Regions from separate parts of the Homo sapiens genome. Here region 2 is linked to region 1. A link is a loop called in an ENCODE intact Hi-C map of the cell type or tissue named here. Cell type or tissue: mammary epithelial cell. All regions are shown on one strand.

What was found. Hi-C counts contacts between places; a loop is a spot of excess contacts. Peaks named below come from ENCODE experiments on the same cell type or tissue, not always from the same donor. Only the 100,000 strongest peaks of a DNase experiment are listed, where the experiment ranks them.
Region 2: it touches region 1 in a loop (4-fold over the local background); 4 of 110 quality-filtered maps call a loop at or near these places.

What each region holds. Positions count from the first base shown.
Region 1 is chrX:12,697,118-12,705,117 of GRCh38, reverse strand. FRMPD4 (FERM and PDZ domain containing 4) reads right to left here. Exons shown (of 17, transcript NM_001368397.1): 10 at 3,108-3,244; 11 at 633-759. Among named protein-coding and RNA genes, the nearest start is that of PRPS2, 90 kb to the left of the region's middle. In mammary epithelial cell, CTCF peaks have their summits at 2,481 (motif pointing left) and 3,251 (motif pointing right); DNase peaks (open chromatin) are centred at 2,347 and 3,277.
Region 2 is chrX:12,575,909-12,583,908 of GRCh38, reverse strand. All of the region lies in intron 2 of FRMPD4 (FERM and PDZ domain containing 4), which reads right to left. Among named protein-coding and RNA genes, the nearest start is that of FRMPD4-AS1, 200 kb to the right of the region's middle. RefSeq lists an enhancer at 2,905-4,104. In mammary epithelial cell, no CTCF peak of the experiment used is centred here; DNase peaks (open chromatin) are centred at 2,138 and 3,188; H3K27ac peaks cover 2,457 bases.

The DNA.
Region 1 (8,000 bases):
TTGTTTGTCAATAGGGGTGATTTTGTTCCCGGGAGCACATTTGGCAATGTCTGGAGACATTTTTGTTTGTCACGATCACGGGAGGGTGCTACTGGCATCTTGTGGGTAGAGACCAGGGGTGCCGCTAAACATCCCAGAATACACAGGATGTTCCCCGTAACTCCCTAACAAAGAATGATCTGTTCCCAAATGTCAATTACGCCACAGTTGAGGATCCCTGGTTTAATTAATGTGGCCTCTGGCCTGCAGGGCCTCTTGCTGGCTGTTGTGCATTGAAGCTGGTCTGAGCAGTAAGCAATTGCATGATTGAAACATAGAATGATTTCACAATTCTATCTTCTATCCACAAGGTCTCAGAGGCTACGCAAACTTTTCCTGGATGGGCACATGAACACATACCTCCCTGCTACAGTACGGAGTCCATAACTTGTGAGAAAGAAATAGGTTTCTATATGAATACTTATTTTTCATTAGTGTTAGAAACATGTTAATAGTTAGAAAAAAGTTACACAGTGTTACTGCTTCTGAAAATATGGTACTAAGTATTTTATTCATGAGCTAATTTTAAACATTTAAAAAATGCATTCAAGCCTCTCTCTTTATAATTTTCTTTTAAGATGGAAATGTGATACCTTTTTACCCGGTGGTACCAAGTTTTGATTTGCTTTGACAAGGTGTGAAAGTGCTTTCTTTATGTTCTTCTCTTTCATGCTTTGCAGCACAGCAGAGGGAAGAAAAGTCTCTAATCCCCATTCTTTTCTGCAATAAAGAGCATATCTTTAATTTCACATTTCTGTGATGATGAGTTATCTAAGACAAAATGGTGCTCTGATGTTTGTTGGAACAAATGAACCCTTGGTGAGGCAGAGAATGGAGACAAGTCCCCAAAGGAAGTAACTTTTAATTTACACTCAGGACACACACTACTTGATCATTAATACACATGTTTGCATTTAAAAAGAAATCTGTTCCTCATTCTCTAGAGACAATGCTAAGGAGGCATTTGGAGCCAATGTAAAGTGAAGAGACATTTTGTCCAACCAACTTCTGAATCTCTTCAAAGTCACTCACGTATCCGAGTTTGTATTTCCAACACCAATTTCTCTCCATCCCTTTGTTGATTTCTATTCTCCAATCTCCCTGTCTGCTCATATTCTTCCTCTCTTAGAAGAATGGATGCAAGTCCTTCATGTCCCCAAACCATTCTTCCCTGTCCCTCCCCTCCTCCATGGCTATTTCTCTAGGCACACACAGTTCTTTTGTCCCAGCCAGTTCCTGTCTAACTCCCTCCATCAACATTTCTTGCTGGTGGTGTGGAATTGGGTGTGATTCATGACTCTTAAGTGTGCCCAGTATTGATGTGGAGATGCTGTTCTCATTCATGGACGTGGATGTACAACAAAACAACAACAAATGGGACTGAGTTAATACATTTTTACAAAGAGCCAATTTCACCAGAAACGACTACCACCCCCTTCTAAGAAGGTCCCATATTTTGAATTCTAGGAAATCTATCCTGGAGTAGAAATCCTACCCTAGGTTATGTGTCTAACCAGTGTCTTCTAAATTATGTGAAGACCTTCAAGAGGATTCCAGTTATTTCTCCTGTTCTAGGTCCTCTCCAAAGAAGGGTAGGAAGACAACCTACCCCCACCACTTGACCATTCATATTCTTCACTAGTTAAGATGGTATATTTCATGATCATTATGTTTTCTTCCTTCTCAACTTGTACTTATTGTCTTATCCATCATTTGGCACTACTTATGGGCTTTCTTGTAATCCTACTTGTATCATTATTTTAAATAATTACTTTTCCTATCTTTATATCTTGTTTTTACAATCAGACCACAAGTTCCTCAATGGCCAGGAATATAATTCATACATATTAGTATTTTCTACTATCCTAATGTGAGTGCTATATAAAATGCTCAATGAATATTTGTTGGTCAAAGGAATTTATGAATGAGAACATTATTACAGACTTTTCAGGATTCTTACTCAAGCCAGATATCTCTGAGACGTTTTTGACCATACAATGTTCAACCTGGTAAAATGTGGGTACACAAAGTAGGAAAAGAAATGCATTTTAATTGTCTGAAAATCAACTCCGGTTGTGCAGGCCACCTTTTCAAATGGCAGCCAGTTTCACCTGTCCCCAAGAACTTTAAAAAGGAGAGTGGAAGAGTGTGTGAATGTGTCCAGCTGAGCACGAGATCTCTTTGTGAGCCAAGTCTTTCTCAGGCTACAGTCACGCTTATGTGTGGGGAGAGAGAGAAAGCATCTGGAAGGAGTGAACTGAAGGCCTGAGGTTCTCAAATTGCATATGAGGATTTGTCCCTACATGTCAACAGGTGACTGAGAGTTGTCAGAACAGTGGTGTTGAAGTCAGCAAGTTGGAGATTTAATCCTTCCCAACACAGGCTCATGAATTTATTGAGAAAAGCCATTTTGCCCCCTGGTGGGTGAACCTGGCATTGTGGAATTTAGAAAGGCTTTCTAGGCAGCCCATGAGAAGTTTCTTTGGAAAGTGGGATTTTAATTAGTTTATACATCTTTTGGAGGTGAGATTGTAAGCAGGGTGTGGGGGGAGGTCCAAGGCTTTAGCATTACATGTGTTTCCAAACACAGGTGCCTCAACCCATCACACAATCTATAGCACAACGGGGAGTCCCACTGCCTGGGTTTGAATCCTATATCCCCGCGTTAATAGCCATTTGACTTGGGCAAGTTATTCTATGACTCGGTTTGCTCGTCTGTAAAATGAAGCTAAAATCCTACTAATCTCATAGGGGTGTTGTGAGAATTAAACAAATTAATGTGTGAAAAGTGCTAAGACCAAAGCTTGGCTTGGAATCAAGCCCCTTTAGGAATTCAAAAATTTATGCTTCGTTTTAAATATGTCCCTCATCTTAACTACAATGCTCTAAAGGTGGATTAGAAATGGATCTCTTCTGCCAGAAATGAGCATGATATTCATACATTTTGCCACTGGCGAATGAATGCTTTGACACAAACAAGATCAATTTTGGACAAATAACAAAAATACACCCGGGCTAAGGGAGGCGGCATGTCTGTCTCCGAAATGGCGCTGAGAGTCAACACTTACTCGATGTATTTGAGGGAGATTTTCTGCGTTTGCTTGGTGGTAACGGTTGCAATGTACATTTGTAATGCGGCCAGCCGCAGGGCTATGTCATATTTCAGCTCCGGCCCAAATCGCTCCTGAACCACATCGTTACAACTCTGCGAAGAGACCAGCAGGGGGCACAGCTTGTCAAAGAATAGGCCGCAGCGCGTGGACTTACAGAACAGGTGACATACATTTCCCGAGTGATTCAACCTTCACTTCCCAGGCAAGGAGGCTAAATGTGGAAACATCTCCACCGTGCTGCTTGGAAACGAGTCAGTATTGAATTGCAAGCGCAAACACAGAGACCACACAAAACATTTAGCATTCATCGACGAGCTGCTATTTAAATATTTAGCTTTTTGTAAAAACAATTAGGAATTTAGGTATGAAATTTCCAAACACAGGTGCCGCAGTTGAATGCACACAGCATTGATAGCATAATGTGGCTTCTGGAGTTAGGCTGCCGGAATTGGAATCTTAGGCTTGAAACTTGTTTCTCCACTTCATTAGGGGCACAAACTTGGGCACCTTCTTAATTGTCTGTGCCTCAGTTTTCTCTTCTGTAAATTGGGGATAATACTGCTCCCTCTTCACTGGGTTGTGGTGACCATTAAATGAGTGAACCATGAAAAGTTCTTAGAATCCCAGCACTTTGGGAGGCCAAGGCGGGTGGATTACGTGAGCCCTGGAGTTCAAGACCAGCCTGGGCAACATGGCGAAATCCAGTCTCTACAAAAAACACAAAAATTAGCTGGGCATGGTGGTGTGTGCCTGTAGTCCCAGCTACTAGGGAGGCTGAAGCAGGAGGATCGCTTGAGTCCAAGAGTTTGCGGCTGCAGTGAGCCTTGATCACACCACTGCATTCCAGCCTTGGCAAAAGAGCAAGACCTTGTCAAAAAAAAAAAAAAAAAAAAAAAAAGAAGCCAAAACAAAACCCCAAAAGCTCTTAGAACCGTACTTGGCAGGGTGTAAGCCCTCTTACATGTTTACTACTGTCACTGCTAACATCATTCTCCTCCTCCTCCTTATCAGCCACAGCAGCTGCAGGGAGGCAGAATTAGCACGGTGAGTGAGCACAGTGGCTTGGGACTCATATCCACCTGTTCTGGCGTTCTGCCTTTCCCAGTGGCTACCTGTGTAAGTAATTTTAGACCATTCACTTTAACTCTTGCAGCCTCAGTTTACTCATCTGTGCAAACGGGATTCATACTATCTCACTGGAGTGGCTGGAGGATTAGATGAGGTGCACATCAAGTGCTTTATCACAGCACATTGGTACCTTGGATAAGGGGAGCTATTGAACTCCTCTGTTCACTTCAATGGCAACTGCCCTGCTTTTTCAAGTGCCTGACTTTCTGGGAGTCATTCCTCCTCTTTCAGCCTTAGTTTGTTCATCTGTAGAATAAGGTCACCTATCTCACAGGGTTTGTTGTGGGGATCAAATTGAAGAGTGGCTGAGAGTGTGTCATCAAGTGTAAAGTGCTGCATGGGAACAGAGGTTGGCTTTGGAGTAGTATCCTCACTTACTGCTTAGACACAAGGCAGTGAGCTAAGTGCTGCTGGGAAGCGCTGCATTGCTTAGGCATATTCTACACGTGCGTTCACTTACTTTTGTTATGGGAAACTGGATTCCTGGGCTAGAAAATATGGTATTTAGCTTCTTTCTTATTTCCTCCTTTTCTTTATTCTTTGGCTTGCCCCAAGAATATTTTGTTGGAGCTCAAAAAACAATATCCCAAAATGAAGGCCTCAGAAACAAAAGTATTTCTTTGACCTTCTCCTGCCCTCCTGTTTTTTAATTTCTGTTATCCCTGGAGGCTAGCCATAGAAACTAGAATCCCTCTTCCCCAAGGTGGGTCATAGAAACTAGAACCCCCTTTCCCCAAAGCCAGCCTTAAAACCTAAAAATATGACTCTAATTTTCCCTCTGCCCTGTGTAAAGACTGGCCATAAAGAAATTATCTGACCAACATGGTTTGATTGTAGGTCATAAGACTCCCATTCCAGAAAGGGTCCTGCCCCACACCCAGAAGGAAGGAACGCTGCTCAGAGAGGCCAAGAAGAATCTAGGCCTTGCTAGGTTTCTTCATTCAGTCCGTTAGCATTAGGTCAGGCCCTTTTAGTCCAATCCTATTTCTACATGGCTATCCATACTTTGTTGAACATTAGCATAAAAATGGACAATTTCCCTTGTATCTTTGGGATTTCATTCTGAAGGCTCCCATGGATATACGTTAAATATATTTGTATGCCTTTTCTCTAATTCATTTGTCTTTTTTGACTTGATTTTTTAGTGAAACTTCTGTGGGCCCTTGGCCTCAAATGAAAAACTATATCAAGATTTGCTTGCCTCCTTTCCAACAGAAGCACATTTATAACCGCTTCCTATATTGATTTTACTAAAATAGGAACATATACCCCTGGATGGCTTCTGCATACAATATTTACACTGTGCACACTCACCCATGCTGCACCGGTGCTGTGCCGTGCGTGCACGCTCTGTATCCACGTGCCATGGGTGCATGTCTCTCAGCCCATCACTTCACTGCTAAGAGTGAAGTCACATTCTCTCACCTGTTCATCCCTAATGTGATCTTCCACCTTTGCTTCTCCTTAAAATCTTAAACCTATTTGGATTGCACAGCACCCCTTGTCAGAAGTGGGTCTGTCCAGAGACAGGAGATAGGGTGGTCTGATTTAAGGCAGCCTCCGAGAGCAATTACAGGCTGCCATTTTGTTTTGCTAGTCTTGGGTTTACCAGTTATTTCCAAGTGCTCAGGGTTGTCCACATGAGCTCCAAGGGGTTGAGAGCCTAGATAGGGTCATTTTATACAGTCCCATAAAGGATGGGGTGAGAAAACCATTGGCACAGTGAGGAATCAATTTTTTGAGAAATCATTTTGATAAATCATTTTCTTCAGCAACTGCTATGCCATAATGGATTGAAAGAGGATTTGGGCATAGAATTTAGAGACAAAAGCCCCAGGTTTGATTCTAAGTTCTGTCAACTTCTAATAAAATGACCTCGAACATGGCATTTCATCTCTCTTCAGCCTCAGTTTCCTTATCGGAAAAATGGGTTAAGTCTCAAAAACAACTAACTTGAGAGTTAGCAATGAACTCGCAAGGTTGCCATGATACCTGTAAATATGTTTCATGAAATGGAAGATACTTGATAAAGATTAGCCATCACTATTACTTCTCCTAAGAGTCATAGCTGGGACCATATTTCCCATCACTGCTTTACCCTGTATTTAACTAGGCTTCTGGATGAATTTTTTGACAAGGTGATTAATTACATGATATAATTAGTTCAGACTGATCCTGGAGAATGAAATTTGGAACATATATATATATTCCAAATATATATATATTTGGTACTAATCATGCTTTTATTGCTCTCAACTGTATTACTTAAAATACAGTTATACAAGCAAATGGGTAGTATCTGTTTTGCTAAATAGAGGTCCCAAAAGGCTCCACTTGAGGCTTCCAGAATGTTCATTTATAACTAACATGTTAGATCTTAAAAAGGAAACCAATAGTACTATAGTATTTGAAAACATTTTGGAGCCTCTTAGGTCTTACTCATTTGCTAATTGACATAACAGTCTTTTTCTTAACAGATAGTGGACAGGTAAATGTCAGTATAGCCCGTTGTAATGATAAATTTGAACAATCTGGACTATTAGCATTTATTGTTAATATATATGCTAAAATCTGTAAAATATGTCATGGACCATTAAGAACTAGGAGATTAATAGATATTACTATTGCAACTTCTGTTTTCATGATTCATCTAGTCAATGGCTACTGTCCTCATTAGGAGCCCACTAAGTTAAATTGATTTTATCTTTGTAAAGTGATACATGTTGCTCCTGCTTACTCTTTTGTTCTCTAGGCTTGTTTTATTGCATCTTTTTAGTATCTTGAAATCAACATGGGCACCCAGACACCATTTGCAGATCTGTTGACTTATATTAGATGTTATTTTAGACTTATGGTAGCACGCATTCTGTGATACAAGGCATTTCAAAGAAGAGGGTCTGAGGCAAAGACATTCTGATTTCCTGTTTCAGCGGAGGATATATGACAGTTGCTTTATTTTGGTCTTTATTGCCTACCATACCTGTTTTTCTATTTTTCCCCCTCTGGCTATGCCTTGAAGAGGTGGCTAATTCACTGCCTATTTTATACCCAAGGCAAGAAAGCAGAAACATCCTCAGTCTTTTTCTGTTAGTCCCTGGGCAAGATTTCCAGACACATTTTCGTGTTCTGAGGACAGTCTCACATGTATAAAACATGTGTCTGTTGAATAAGAAAGATCTCCCTAAGCTATATTAGATTTGTGCAAACACACCTTAAACAGAACTGGGTTTAGCTGTACTCCTTGTCTACTTAAGAGGTCTCCTCTCCCCAAGACAAATGCAACCACATTGTTCTTTTATAAATGCAATGGACTCGTGATGTTTAAATGGAAGCAGAGTAAAATAGTTTTAAAGCACCATCTTGTGAATGGGGTGAGTATATAATTATAGAGAAAAACCACTGAATGCACTCACTGTCTACAGCGACTACTGACCAGCGCCTATAACTATTTATTTGCAACTAACAATGTAGCACATGATCTGAGCTGCAGTAGCAAAGCCCTGGGTTGGTTTTCAGCAGGGACATGGGGAAGATGCAGTAACAGATCAGCTGAGAATCAGGCTCTGTTTCATGCAGTCACGCCTGCTGGGGACAAGGAGATATTGTTGACAAGTGAGGGGTCCAGGTGATCAAAGCTTAACATTTAAAAAACCCAAAACGTGGCAGTTTCGTTGTTCGGGGTGGAAAATATTTTAAAGCACACTACACATTTCTTTACTT
Region 2 (8,000 bases), 120 kb after region 1:
CCTCGCACCCTCAAGCCTGGACGCCCGCTTTCTGAGGTTCAGGCCCCACCGGTTGTTCCCTAGAAGAGTCAACAGCGCCCCGCCCCCAGCCATTCCCAAGCCCAGGAGATTCTGGTGCGAAAGACACAGGTCAATGCAGGTGGAAACCCTAGTTAACCTGCAGACAGCTGGGCCCGGGTGAGGCTCTCTTGAGGTCGCGGGAAGCGGCAGAGATGGCAACCAGCTGGACCGCAGACAGGGCGGCGGGGCGCGCAGACTCAGGGTCCTGGCCAGGGCCGGGGGCGGGGCCGCCAGGTGCGAGGCTTTACCAGCACTGAGGCTCAGCTGGTGCGGTTAGGCCTGGCTTGCGCTGGAGCGTGGTTTTGGTTATGAGGATCATAATATGGGAACGCTCCCGGCACGTAGAAATATTCTGCCGTGGGTGAAAGTTCCCGAAGACCTGAAAGATCCAGAGGTGTTCCAGGTCCAGACGCGGCTGCTGGAAGCCATGTTCGGTGAGTGTGCCCAGTACTGGCGGAGCTTCCCTGGACCGGCCGTCTCAGCCGGCCTGGGGCTCTCATCCCTTTCCCCCAAAAGACAAAATATTCTTATCCTTGAGAAGTTTACAATTTGATGAGGGTTGATAAATGTATTCATGATTTTAATACACTTTAGAATATTGTAAGTCATGCAATTGCAGAATTCTTGCCCTGGAAGGGAGCTGAGTAATCAGAATGCAAACTCTTGACAGATGAGCATATGTTCTCATAGTGACCAATAGCAGATTAGTAATAGAGGTGGTGGCAGATGCCAGGGTCAAAGACATAATGAAGATTCAGAGAAATGAGGGTGCCACAGGGTTTTGAAATCCAAGAAAAGCTTGATTGAGGAGGGAGCATAGGAAATCAATCTTAAAGGATCAGTTGGATGGTGGGAGAGGGAAGGCAGGCGAGTTGCAAGCAAAGGCATAGAAGGAAGAGCAATGAGTGACTTTTGCAACCGGGAAGTAGTAAGAATCCAGTTAAAAAGGCAGCAGATGCTGTCAGTGTTTTGTGCACGCCCGTATTCCCAGAATCCCTTTACTGTTTCACTACATGCTGCCTTCTGGGGCTTTCACTCCCAACAGCCAGCACCTGTGTCTCTTGGTTGGCTGACAGCACTGGGCTGCTTTGCCTGTGTGCACAGAGAGCTGGAAAAAATTTACAATGAAAAGAAAGGAGCCTGTAGGAGGATAAGGGGGTGGAATGACTCCAGCTTCTTGTCCTTAGAGATGGAGACACCTATGAAGTGTGACCTTCACTGTCCATAGTGCTTTCCTGCAGGGCTGAGCAGAAGTCCTCTTCATGGGATTTTCTGGATGTTGCACCCTTGCTCAGTCTCCTTCCCTTCCCTGTCCTGCCTCCCTCCTCCCACAGGGGAGTTTGCCAGCGAAATTTCCTAATAAATCACTTTGCCAGAAATCCTTGTCTCAGGTATGCAACCTGAGACAAGGGCGATATCATGGAGCTTTGGAAGATAGGATGTGAAGCACATTCTGAATAGGGGAAGCCATGAAAGTTTTTAAGCCTTGGAAAATGAATTTGCTGGTGACATGGATGGTCTGAAGAAAACTGGAAGACTATTTTCATCAGGCAGTTATTATTACTTACATTTTCTGTCTCAGAAAGGAACCAATACAAAGAGAAAGCAACCATCTTCAGGGATCTACTTTAATATCTGCGTGAAGGGCATATAGTGAAAGCATGGCAATTAATTCATGATTATAGCATATTGTATAATTAGATGTAAGAAGATAATTCATTAATTCTTGCATGCATGCATTTAATATTTTTGATAACCTATTATGTGCCGGGCATTGTTCTAAGCACTGCAGAGACAGCAGACAAGCATACACACATCCCTGCACTCATGGGAACTTACATTCTAGTGAGACATAGTAAAATATGGAGATCAAATATACACCAAGTCAGAGGCTAATGAGAAGTATGGAGGAAAATAACATAGGAAATGAATAAAGAAGTGTCAGATGGCAGGGTGGGAGGTGGAGGCAGGAAAGGCCTCATGAGAAAATGGCATTTGAGCAAGAATCTGAAGGAAGAGAGGGAGTGAATCATGGATACCTGAGAGAAGGGCATTCTTGGCAGAGGGAACTGCAAATGCAAAGGCCTCAGGCTGCAGGGTGCCTGGCATGTTCAAGGAATCACAAGCAGGCAGTGGGCGGGAGGAGGACGAGCCGAGGGAGAGTAGCAGGACATGAGGACAGAGAGACAGGCTACACGAGGCCTGGTAAGACATTTATTCAAACACTCAAGTACCTACTGGATACCACTCTGGTAGAATTTATTTGCTTAAAATTAATAAACAGATTATAAATGATTCTTGGCCATTAGTTTAAGCAAAATTTCTTCTTGACTGTTTTTCAAGCACTAGTATATATTGTTATATGAATCTTAATCATGTTATACTTACTTTTCAGATATCTTTCAGTTCTAAAATTTCAATTTGAAAAATAATTTCTAGTTCTCTGCTGAGATTGCCTATCTTTTCATTTATTACACATATATTTTAGGTCATTGAGGATGGTTATGCTCATCTGCACCTGGTCTCTATTGATTATCTTCTCTAAGAATGGTTCATGTAATTTTCCTGTTTCTTTATATGCCAAGTGATTTTGGATTATATCCTGGACATTGTGATGTTATATTGTGGAGACTGTTTCAGAGAAACATAACAGAATTTCAATCAACTAATTTGGTTGGACTCAAACTGCATACTGTCTTTTAGGCATTAGCTAAAATTTCAGTTTGGTTTTCTTATCTTTAGCTAGACTGCTTCTAGCTTGCTTGCACACGTGTGGTTCAGGAGTTAGCCAGAGATTTGAGCAGAGTTTATACAGTAGTCCACGTTTATTTGCAGTTTTGCTTTCCACAGTTTCAGTTATCTGTGGTCAACTGCAGTCCAAAAATATTAAATGTAAAATTCCAGAAATGAACTGTGCATAGGTTTTAACCTGTACACCATTCTTAGTAGCCTAATGAAATCTCATGCCATCCTGCTCTATCCCTCCCAAGAAGTGAATCATCCCTTTCTCCAGTGTATTCACACTATATATACTACACACCCATTAGTCATTGACATTGTCTGCTCCTGACATCCTAGGGTCAACAGTGTCATGGCTCAATAATCCAGGAGCATCAGAGGCAGGTGATCCTCCTTTTGATGTAGCATAAGGAGATCAATAGTAGCCTAAAGCTATGCCACAACGTCTATATCACTCACCTCAATTCATCTCACCACGTAGGCATTTTATCATCTCACATCATCACGAGAAGGGGTGAGTCATTTTGAGAGCAAGAAAGAGACCACATTCACATAATTTTATTATAGTATGTTGTTATAAATGGTCTATTCATTATTAGTTATTGTTGTTAATCTTCCTGTGCCTAATTTATAAATTAAACTTTATCATGGGTATAGGAAAAACATTGTATATATAGGGTTTCAGTACTATCTGTGGTTTCAGGCATCAACTGGGGGATGTTGGTATGTTGCAGATAAGGGGAGACTACTGTACAGAGAATGAAGGGTACATCTTCTTTGGCTTTCTCCTTTATGGGATTTCTCTCTTTATTTTCCAGCAGGACTGGTTGCCCCAAACTCTGGCCCCTTGTTCTTCAGGCCAGAAAAACTATAGGTTTTCTATTAGAGTTTTAGCCACTGGACATGGGGCCAACTGTGACATGCCTTAGACTAAAAGCCACAAAAACTGGTAAACTTACCTCTTGTCATTCCTTTCTTCCAAGTGTCAACTCCCCTCTTGAATCTAACTGCTTTTGTTCATTTTTCAATGCCTTGTGGTATTTAAATATTTTTTATTTTGTCCAGAGTTTATAGTTGTTTTATGCAAGATCAGTCTGGTAGGAACTTCTTTGGCCATACTGGAAGTGGAAATTCATTTTTATTTTTAAACAAATCTGTAATCTGAACTTTTAACCTATTCCAATAGCTTTCCTTCTAATGGAGTAAAGTTTTATTTTCCAAAGACATTTTATCCCTTAGTTTTAATGTCTTCTTTCCTTCAATCTCATCATTTTCTGGAGCTGTGACAAGAAAGTCTTTTCGGTTTTCTTTTGTTTATTGTCAATACCTTTGGACTGTAAAAAAGCATTCATGAAGCAAACTGGATTCAACTTTCTGTCCAGGAAGAATTCAGAAAAGGTACTAACTCAATAATCAGCTTCTGATGAATCAAGAAATTGATTTTTGTCTAAAAAAAATCTATGGGTTTAAAAAAATAAAATATGAAAAGCATTACTACTTTACAATGGAGCTAGAAAGCTAAACATCTGCTAGCAAGCTGAACAGAGCATGCCCAGTCCGGTCCCTGACTCACGATCCCTGCACGTGGGCTCCACTGGGGGACCACAAGGATTTAGAGACAAGGTCAGAAACCGATTGTCCCGGAAGCTGAAATGACTCAAAACAATACATAATGGATCTACTGAAGTAACTCTCCTTAGTAGATGGCTTTGAAATGTGTCCCTGAAGATAGGCTAGAGTCTGCAGTCTAATCCAATTAAGAAAACTAAGATGTTCTCAAGGGCTATAAGCTACTCAGTTGCATTGTAAGAAGTCTGAGACAATAGTTGTATTATAAAATTGGAAGAATGGTCTGAAGAGTGTCTAGAAAAAGTAGAATGGAAAAAACCGATTTTGAGAATTCATTTAGCACTATCAAACAGCAACATTTTATATATTACAGAGCTACATAGATTTTTTCACTAAAGTCAGGTTTTAGTGTTAGGGTGGGAGATAGTTATTCCAGGCATTTCTATACCTTGGATGAAATATTCTCCATGACTATCCAATTTATTTTCTTTTGACTCAGTGCTCTTTAAGCAGTTTCTTTTTTTCACCCCCATTTACTACTTCAACTTTCCTGATACCTGGATAGAAGACAGGAATATTCATTCCTTTGGAAAGTTACATTTTCCATTGTGAATGCATAAACAACATCTAATTTGGCATCCTAAACTCTTTTGTGCAGTAAGGTGACACACACATGCATACATAGACACAGATACACATCTACATATATATATCATGCATTCTCAATAGGGACAGCATTGCTCCAACAAGGATGAAAATTGTTTTTTGGGGGGCAAAAATTTTATTCTTTCTATATGTAAAGCACAGATACACATACAGTATATAAACTTATATGCAGCATATTTGCGATATTAAAATGTTAGCGAGTGCAATTAATAGAAAATACTTAAAAAGGCTTCTTTTGCTGGTGGTATAGATAATAAAAAAGGGTTCGAAAACAGTAACATAAACACACAAACACACTATACAGTATGTATATATATATCTCAGAATACAAGTTAGGTGTAGACATTTATAATTATACAATAGACACGGATTTTCTATCTATATCTACATTTACATCCATTTGGGGTTTCGTGTGAGTCTGTCAGTTCAATATCATGATCACCTCAAAAAACTGTGCCCCAACTTAGATCTGATAATGACCCACTGTAGACAGTGGATAAAAAAAACATAAAACTAGTCACCAAGGCACATCCTAGAAAGATCTCACTGCAATCTGATCTTACTGGCAACACCAGCGGGTGAGCAGTCCTACTCTCTGCTGCCACTGCAGCTAGATTGGGACCTCCCAGGCATAATCCTCTGACCCAGTGCTGTGGACTGAATTGTGACCCCTAAAATTCCTGTGTTGAAGCCCTAACCCCAAATATGATATTTGGAGATGGGGCCTTTGGGCCATAATAAGGTTTAGATGAGGTCAAGAGGGGAAGGCCCTCATGATGAGATTAGTGCCCTTATAAGAAGAGACACCAGAGAGCTTGCTGTCTCTGTCTACCATGTGAAGACAGAGCAAGAAGGCAGCTATCTGCAAGCCCTAAAGCGGGCCTTCACCTAGAACTGACCATGCTGGCACACTAATCATGGACTTCTAGCCTCCAGAACTGTGATAAAATAAATGTCTATCTTTTAAGCCACCCAATCGTTGGTATTTTGTTATGGCAGCCCAAGTTGACTAAGACCCCAATAATACCCCAATAGGTAGGCATGTGAGTGTTGCATGCAGCCTCCAAAGTGGACAGATGTAGAACTTTCTTTTCAATGGCCCTGAAACTCTTGCATCCACTCCAGTTTGCCAGCCATCTGAGGTCTAGCTTATGTTCAGGCACATTTCTTTTGGTTCCCCAGCTTTCAAGCCCTGCCTTCTTGGGCACCTTCCTCCATTCCTTATCAGCTATGGCCTCTTGTCCTTAGCCCTTGGTCCCATCCAAGCTACTCTCTTAGGTTGCACTGGGTTTAAATGACTAATAACCCACTCTTCCTCACCCTTCCTATCACTTTAGATTTAGCCAAGCTTGCTGGCTTCAGGCTCCCCACACACTCTCATCTCCTTGCCCACACTGCCCTCTTCTTGAGGCATAACTCTTCCACCATCTTCATCTCAAAAAATCCTACAGACCACCCACACCAATTCAAATGAAGCCTCTACCCAAAAGCCTTCCTAAGCCTCACTCTAGAAATAGCATCTCCCCACTCCATAATCCCCCCTCACTTTCTTCCTACTTCTCCCATTGCATGTATCATATTTTGATCAATTACCATTGCCTGCATAAGGATCTTCTCTCATCTACTCTGGACCGTAGCCTTCTCCAGGAGGGAAGGTTCTTTTGGTGATTTATTTTAGAAATCCAGAGCACCTAACGCAATGGTTGGAATTAATAAACAGCTGTGGATTAAAACTAAAGTGTCATCTCTCCCCAGTAACTAATAAACATTTACTGAGCCCCCACTATATATGAGGCTTTTGCTACTGTGGGATGATGAAAAACACATAATTCTTTTTCTCAAGGGCCTCAGAATTCAGATCCATGAATTTGCAATGTAACAGTAATCAGAGCCTTAAATTGACAACTATCATGGAATTCAGGAATTCCTGGTCCCTCAAAGACCTCTGACCAGTCCAGGTGACAGACACAGCTCATTAAACTGTCCTCAGAGTGAATGCCCACTCCTACACCTTTCCCTACGGCAGAGAGAAAATGGCTAAAAAATGGTGAATACTCTACCCTCAATGATCTCTGTTTCCTTTTTTGTTTATAAACAATGTGCTAAAGATAATTTCTAAGCCTTTAATGATACTCATAGCAGTGGATTACCATGGGGTGTGGAAAGAGCCCCATCCGAATACCCCAGGATCCCATCAGGAAGGTGCCCTCTGAGCAATAACATCCACTTTATCTTGCCATTACTATTAGCCTGCCTTCTGCAACCCTGAGAAAAGATTTGTTTTCCTTGCTTGAATTCTCACAGAAGAGTGCCTGAGGGTACTGTCTTGAAAGAAAAGACTGGCAGGTTTCTTGTTTCACAAATGGAGCCAGCAGGCCTTAAGCAGATGAGGATGTGGTATGGTATAAATATAAATTTCTCTGGACAGATGACTGCCTCCTGTGTCCTCACAGACCCAGACATATCTCAGGGATCTGCATTAATGTGGGCTCTGTTCAGAATTTTTTAAATGTTTCCTCTCCAACTTCAGCATGATCAATTACAAGTCTGGATTAAACCTCTTTTTCTTATTTTAGTTTCATTAAAAATGTTTTGGGTCCAACTTGAAGTCAAAGGCTTTATTATTATTAGAGAAGAGCATCTAACGATAGCCCATTTTAACTCTGAACTTGGCTGTAGGAAGGTGAGTGTTTTTTCTTTTATATACAAAGAGCTTTGGCGATCAGAAGTCAAGGGGTTTGGGTTCTACTGACATCCATCGGATGAGATTTTGGAACACATCATGAAGCCCTTACCCTGGGGTCAGTCCTCCCTGGAACTGTATACAAAGTTGGATATGTAGACATGGTTATGCATTGTGTTAGTTTCCCATTGCCGCCATGACAAATTACCATGAGCTTAGTGGCTTAAAATAACACAGATTTATCCGAAGTCTGAAATGGGTCTTTCTAGGCTAAAATCAGGGT